Regions from separate parts of the Homo sapiens genome. Here region 1 is linked to region 2. The links are chromatin contacts, found by Hi-C or POLR2A ChIA-PET in ENCODE. All regions are on one chromosome and are shown on one strand. Each heading gives the region's core, a stretch centred on a gene start or an enhancer-like site at or near the end of the contact. The rest is flanking DNA. Distances are from core to core; before and after follow the strand shown. Region 1 overlaps LRMDA (leucine rich melanocyte differentiation associated). Region 2 overlaps LRMDA (leucine rich melanocyte differentiation associated).

Region 1 (3,659 bases), core at 1,100-3,599, 74 kb after region 2:
TTTTATAAGATCAAGCCCATTTCCAAGAAGAAGGAGGTCAAGACAAATTTTGTTTCTTAGAAAAGGTTCATATTTAATTTGGGGATTTCAGAGAGTCAAGAAGAAATAATACAGATTATCTGTTACAGTAGAAATGCTGAGTTTCCTTGGGGTGAAATATAGTGAAAGATATGAAATTCTAGGAGTATTAGTGTGGGGCCAGAATGCTTTTCAGACCCACTGGGACACAAAAATTCAATTTATTTGTCATTGCTCATGTTTATCATTATTACCTCTGCCGTCTTCCAGTTATTCCTTACTACTGCCTTCTTAGATAGAGCTAAGAGTTCCCGGCAACTGTTCTGAAGTTTATCCTTGAATGAGTCCTGGGGAACTGAAATGAGCTATGTTGCTTACACAAGTTTATGGTATTGAGTATGTAAAAACTGATTATATGAATTGGAGTTATCTTGTCAAACCCAACTAAATTAGAGTTGAGAGACTGGAGGAGAAAAAGGACTCAGGACACAAATGCCTGCCCAGGGGTGATACTGTAAGCCAACTGCCAAAATACTATGATTTTAAGAACAGTTTAACCTAGTAGCTGCTGAAATGAACTGCTGTGACTCTCAGACTGGTGTTACCTGCTGCCCCACCACTTACCAATCAGAGCTTGCCCACTTCAAAAAACTTCACTAGTGCCAATGAGTTTTCTTTCAAAAGAATACATAACATTTCTTTTTTAATAGAGCCCCAACCTTCCTTCTCTTTGTTCTTGTGACATACTGAAGACCACCGCAGTCTGTGTATGCCCCAAATTGCAATTCAGTTTTCCCAAACAAAATGTTTTGTTTAGAGATTTGTCTCTATATTTTTTATTTGACTTTGACAAGTAGAAAAGGAGAAATTCATTGGGACAACTTGCTTAGTTTCAACCTGGGTTCCTGGATTCTAAAAGAGTAACAAAGATAAACTGGGAATGCCACACAGTTCATATGACTAAATACTGTGCAGTGGAAAAGTCTCAAGACTGGGAATATAGAGACTTGAATTCTAAATCAATTTCTCCAAGTTTGATTATGAGTGGCTTCTTTATGAGAGTCCTTTCTTCCTGAATGTCTCCCTGACGCTGGTTGGATTTTTGATAGCTCAGATGATAGGAGCTGTTTGAATATAGAAGACAGTCTGTTCCACACTGTAGTTTACACCAGTCTTCAGTCAAGAGTCAGCCTGTTCTCCATCTGGATATGTTCCAAAATTTCCCGTGTTTGCCCCAAGCAGAGAATCGCACCTAGAAAGTTTGTACATTGTGGGATACTTAACTAAAACATTTTCTTCCCCAGCAGTCGAAGGACAAGAAAAAGAGAAGTTAAACATATTGAAAGGCCACTGATGGAACACTTTGATCTGATTGGAGAGTGACAGCAGGACCCTTGTCCTAACGCATCCTTTCTGGGCACATTCTAACCCCTCCTGCCGCTGCTCTAATGTTAAGAGTGATTGGAATGAAAATAATTATCAGTATTTCAAACATGAAGAAACTGAGTTGCAGAAATTAACTTATCTAAGGTCATGGTGAAGCTGGGACAGAAATCTACATTTCTTTGGCTTGAATGGCCAAGTTCTTTGTGTGAGCAGTTGAAGGAGAAAGAGTGATGGCAGCGGCTGGGAACTGAGTACTCTCTTGCCGTCTCACCTCCTCCCAAATAAGCCTTTCTTTCTTTCTTTTTGAGACGGGGTCTTGCTCTGTCACTCAGGCTGGAGTGCAGTGGCGCAATCATGGCTCACTGCAACCTCTGCCTCCTGGACTCAGATGCTCTTCCTACCTTGGGCTCCCAAGTAGCTGTAACTACAGGTGTGCACCACCATGCTCAGCTAATTTTTGTATTTTTTGCAGAGATGGGGTTTCATCATATTGCCCAGGCTGGTCTTGAACTCCTGGGCTCAAGTGATCCACCCGCCTCAGCCTCCCAAAGTGCTAGGATTACAGGCATGAGCCACTGCGCCTGGCCAACCCTGTTTTCTAATGGTAAGATAAGTAAAGTTCACTGCTGGTAACTCCTTCTCTTAAACCCAACCAAACTGAGGCCAGTCTTAACATGTGCTCTTGCATGGGTATGTCTGTGTTAAGTGTGCGAGAAGGTAGAATATTAACTCTCTTACCATGTAGCTGAATTTCTTCTCTGTTGATTCAGAAATGGAAAGAAAATGTCAGAACTCCTGTAATGCCTTTAAAACAAAGGTGCAGTGAAGGTATTGAAACCAGAAATGAAAATAAGTGGGCTATTTTTAGAACCGAGGTTCTATTTTCTCACTGACTCCCAGTTTCTAGTTAAGGGCAGAGTCCATTCCGGGCTACATGGGCTCTATTGGTGCCCTTCCAGAAGCCTGCATTTCCACTGCACCTTTCTATTTCAAATGTTAAAGGACTGGGGACATTTATAGGAGGTGATGGTCTCTTGGCACAGAAGACTATGTCTCCCAGAGCTGCCGCAGTGTTTTTTCATCCCTTTCTTCTCACTTCTTTTCTGTTTACCTTTGGCTTGAGTAAGTCGATTGGCATGTCTCTTTATATTGGGAAAATTCACTGTTTGCCACAAGCAAGAGAGAAGGCAGAAAGCATGGATACAAACAGATCTGAGGGTATTTTTATGTCTGTATCTCTATTTCTGGGGGCAAGGGACAGTGTTGCCATCCATTAAACATTTATTGTATTAGCAACCTCTGGCCATCCCTGCTAATGGAGGGAAAGGATGTTATGATAATCCAAAATAGCACAAAGTTCCCAGTTTTAACAATTTGATTTGGCAGTGCATTACAATAAAATCCCATGAATTCAACCTAATTAGGAAGGAGGCCAGTTTGGATTAGTGAAGCCCAAATGATATTTTATGGAAAATTGATTTTGTAGCTTCCAAATTTATGCAGCCACTTGAATTAGATATCAAAGTCTACAATAGAAATTCCCGGAACAGTTTTAATGACTAGTTAAAAATACTTGGCATTTTATTACAAAATGTTAGAGAAATGGTTACTTCCAAAGTGATCAAGACATTTCAGAACAGTCCTCTTGAGTTTTAACTATCTTCTGAAAGTCTTTCCTATCTTGTATTTATGAACAAGGCCTTTCTTGACATACGATAGGAAAGTAAATGCTTGTTAAAATTTCTTCAAATTTCTAGTCTGTTAGATTCGAATGAATAAAATTGACCTACATGATATTTTCCCCTCAGCAGATTTGTTGTCTTAATTCTGTTATGTTAAAGCTACTACAGATGGGAAGCCATTTCATGTAATACTGTATTTCTTTGGATGTTCTTATATTGAACTATATTTTTCTATTGATACAGGTGATAATTTTGTAGTGCTCTAATTTATAGTGGGCCCTTCCACTTTTAGTTTTTAACACATGATTTTCTCAGGTCCTAACCTTCTTTTCCTCCACATTTAATTATCTGTAAACAAATGCTAAAGCATTACAGATGAGCATCTTTTTCTTTTTAAGGGAGAATCACTGCCTTGTTTTGGTTTTGTAACAACAGCACTGTCTTCATTCCTCATGTGCAAGCAAGTGAGGTGACTTAGTGATTTCCAAATGACTGGCTGCACTGGAACCACCCAAGGAACTTTAAAAAATTGTGATTCCTAGGCCCCACTCCTGGAGATTTTGATTCAGTGGT
Region 2 (3,927 bases), core at 1,156-3,655:
TGATGAGAATGATGGATGGGAATTCTCGGTAAGTCTCCCTGGAGTAATGCTCACAGTGACTCTCCCAAGGGAGGAGTTCTTAACTGCATCACAGAATTGCAGGAATTCAGGGACGGCAATGCATGGAGCACCTTGGGTCAGTTGACAAGTGACGAATGCCTGTGAGTCCTTCCCAGAATGGAGGGACCTGTGTTGCCCCCTCCTTGCTGCTGACCTCAGTGTTGACTCATCCCTGATGTTTCCTGGCTGTGAAGGGCACCCCCATTCCTCACCCTGGGTTGCTGTGCCAAGTGGTGTGTATTTAACTTCTTTAGAATCCTTCCTCATAAATCAGCCTGCCTCACTCCTTCACTGTGGGAATGGCTTTTCTCTGCATTCCCTCCCACTAGGCCCTTGGTTTCAGGTAATGGCTCACTGAGACTGGGGAAGAACATGGGGCCACTTGAAACAAAGAGTTGACATTCCTCTCCTCACCATTCCTGAGTGGTTTTATTGGGAGTGGAACCTAAAGGTGGGCTTCAGGGATTGATCCTGGAGGACAGGATCTCAGAAAACCATTGTTGCTGGTGCCTGGGCTCCTTGCCCCTTGTACTGAACTCTGTTGTCTATAGTTCCGGCACTATGGGCTTTTTGGTAACTAATAGTTCACTATTAGCAATCTCAATGAGAATATTTATAATTTATTGAATGGGGACTATTTCAGGCTGTGTTATATATCATCTGTTGTCACAACAGCTCACATTTCACATCTGGGAAGATAGAGGCTAAGCAAGGTCTGCTCTTTCACTGGGCATGTCTCTTGAGTGTCTGTGTGTGCCAGGCACTGTGCTGGTCTCTAGGGTTACAGTGGAGGCTGGGATATCACCAGCTCTTCCTTAATGTTGTTAGCCAGTGGGTAGACAGACACGACCACAGGGAGGTATAATACAGCAGGACGAGTGCTGAAGAGAGGTGGCAGAGGGGGTGGTTAACACAGTCAGGTGGTCGAGGAGAACTTGTTGGACAATGCAGGTTAGTTCTGAAGGATGAGGCGTTATTCCAAAAAAGAGGGAAGGACAGCTGGACAGCAGGAGCAGTGGGAGCTGCACTAAAGTTTCCCTTCCTTCACAGACTCGTGGTGAGTGTGGCCTTTTAGGGTCAGCAGAGTCTGAGCAAACCTGAGGGTCTCAACAGCCAGACCCTCCCAACCCTGTACTCCCATCCTTTGTTGCTTTGCAGCAGGAGCTGAGTGATTGGCACAAGAATATGTGGTGATGACTGGTTTGTTTTGTACAAAGCCTGGTTGTAAGTGCCACAGGGGTTTAAAAATGAGGTGGTGTTTGACCTTGGTTTTCTCTGGCTCTAAAGCCAGCACTCTTGTTCTCTGGACAGGGTCTTTTAATCACCTAGTGTATGTTCAGTTTTAATGTAGATACAAGAAATGAGACATACATTTCCTGCCCACAAGGAATTTACAGTCCAGCTAGGCCAAAAGGAATTGGCCTTAGAAAGTAATCAGTGATGCTAGGTGCGGTGGCTCTTGCCTGTAATCCCAGCACTTTGTGGGGCTGAGGCAGAAGAGTCACTTGAGCTCAGCCTGGACAACATGGCAAGACCCTGTCTCTTAAAAAAAAAAAAAATTGGTGTGCACCTGTAGTCCTAGCAACTCAAGAGGCAGAGGTGGGAGGATCACTCGAGCCCAGGAATTTGAGGCTGTGGTAAGCTGATTGCACCATTGCACTCCAGCCTGGCAGATAAGGGAAGACTCTACCTCAAAAGAAAGAAAGAAAAAAAAAAAAAAAAAAAAAGGAAAGAGCCAGTGAGCAGTACAAGGGGGTGTTTAAAAATTTTCTTAAAGGAAACCAGTGTCCCCTTTTATGACCTCTTGGGCTGTTATTTGTCTTGTTGCTGTCTTCATTATTTTCCTAACATCTCAGATTTGTTTGCCTGCTAGAAGTTTGACTTTTCAGCCAGATCCCGAAGATCTTGGGGAGAGGTGACAAAGGCATTCCTGGTTGCCAGATTCCATCATGGTTCCACAGCCTCAGTTTCCATGTTTTTCTTGTGCCAAATTCTGGAATTTTTGATCCAGGCTGCTTGCTATCTTTGAGCATTTGGGGTTCTGAGTCCCCAGATGTAATTTTTGGGCCTGGGTGTTAACACATTGAAGGCAGAGGAAAGGGCTTGGGGAAAGTGCCTTTTCTGCTGTTGGGAGAGACCAGTTTGCCAAACATCAGGCTCTGCTTTCTAGGGGCTGGAGGTGTATTCGGGAGACATCCTCAGGTGTGCATGCTGGAGAGAGGACTGGTGGTGACATTGGAAAATCTTTCTAGCTAACTTTGTACTCTTATTCATTTCAGACTTTTTTTTGTTGAAGTCCTGCTTGAGTCATTCTCAGTATGGTTGAGACACACTGAGTTCTGCTTGAGTCATTCTCAGTAGGATGCAGACAACCTGCATCACTCAGATCCACTTTGTTAGAAATGTCGATTCCCTGACCCTACCCTAGACCTGGTGGCTCAGAGTCCCTGGGGTGGGACTCAGGAATCTGTATTTTTAATGAGCTCCGTGGTTGATCCTGATGTATATTCAAGTTTGAAACTACTGGTTTGTTTTGTATGAAGCCTGGTTTTGGGCACTGTAAGCAATTAAAAGATGTTTGTCCTTGCCATCAAGGGGCTCACTCTCTCGTGGGAGTGACAAACCTCAAATAGCTAAGTATAATATTAATACAAGACAGAACACAGCCACGTTTGTGGAGTATGCCTTATTACTCAAAGAATGCATTTTATAGCAAGTTGAAAAGAAAGGTACTAGGCTGGTAAATTTTGAAAAGCATATCCTAGTTAGTGAGATTTTATGGAAAGAGAAGTCACCTGCAGAGCTGTAGAATATTCTGCGTTCTTTCAACTGAGAGGATAACAAAGAACATGGTAGGAGTTGGACTACATAAAAGTTAGTTTCAGTAAAGGCTGAGATATTAGTATATTTAGATACCACTCTTTGTTTACCCTTAAAATGGACTCCTCATTTTATAATGACATTTTAATGAGGAAAACCTATATACAAATGAAATAGGTAACAATTAGGGGTGGGGTAACCCAGGGTCTCTTTGGATCTACTTCAGGAAAAGGCTGACAAGGGAGCCTGGGAGAGTTTCGTGCAGCAGAGAAAGCATCAATCCTGGGTGGAAATTTTGAGTTATTTATAAATGAGTTTTTATGGGTCTGAGTAAGAGACACTTCTGGGCATACTCATATTTATTGTTTCTCCCACTGACTTGGTTAAAAGTAGGTAAATAATAAATTATGTCATTGCACATCTATGTTTTCTTGTCTCTTGATGTGCAAGAGGACATCACTTTCTGGAAAATCATGGAGTGGGAAACTTTGAAGCTTATTCTCTGGTGTCTTGTGTTTGGGATCAGGCAGTTGTAGCAGTCTGCTGCTGAGTGAGCCTTTCCTTTCCCTTGCTATCACTGGGAGAGTTGGGCCCACTCAGAGGATGAGAGGAGAGAGAGAGTCAACGATATTCCACAGAGTGCAGAGAGAGTAACAATTAATTGCACCTCCTTGGAGGAGGTGACGTTTGGAGGGGACTTTGTCAAAAGACAAAATAAAATGTACATGCGATATGTGCAACATATGAGGACTCTATATTGCAAGTGACTCAAACTGGTTTCAACAGTAAAGGAAATCTATTGCCTAGGTGTTAGGGTAGCGTTCGGGGCAGGTGGGTGGATCCAGTGGCTCAGATGGTGTCCTATAGAACCCAGTTTCAATCTTCCTTCTCTTGGCCATTCCTGGCATCAACAGGCTCTCTTCATGCTCTCTACATCAAAGGTCTCTGCACATGTAGCATAAGTTAGGTCTTTTACAGGGAATATAATATATGAGGGTGAGTATTTCAAGTGCCCTGATGCGCAATTGTGAGGTGCTTATAATGCAA

The links. Hi-C counts contacts between places; a loop is a spot of excess contacts on that map. ChIA-PET counts read pairs that join two places held with the same protein, here RNA polymerase II (POLR2A). Pooled maps may share reads with other maps.
Region 1: a map with no recorded cell type shows a loop between it and region 2 (6-fold over the local background). The contact joins two enhancer-like sites. A Hi-C loop is called at or near these places in 13 of 37 single-sample maps with no recorded cell type and 5 of 50 pooled maps. POLR2A ChIA-PET finds 5 or more read pairs at or near these places in 1 of 52 experiments (GM12878).

The regions. Positions count from the first base shown.
Region 1 is chr10:75,604,167-75,607,825 of GRCh38, forward strand. The region is part of intron 2 of LRMDA (leucine rich melanocyte differentiation associated); the gene reads left to right. Among named protein-coding and RNA genes, the nearest start is that of MIR606, 54 kb to the left of the region's middle. Within about 2 kb of position 2,350, at least 4 of the 41 ENCODE cell types and tissues checked have a DNase peak (open chromatin) inside an H3K27ac peak, as active enhancers do.
Region 2 is chr10:75,530,291-75,534,217 of GRCh38, forward strand. All of the region lies in intron 2 of LRMDA (leucine rich melanocyte differentiation associated), which reads left to right. Among named protein-coding and RNA genes, the nearest start is that of MIR606, 20 kb to the right of the region's middle. Within about 2 kb of position 2,406, at least 2 of the 41 ENCODE cell types and tissues checked have a DNase peak (open chromatin) inside an H3K27ac peak, as active enhancers do.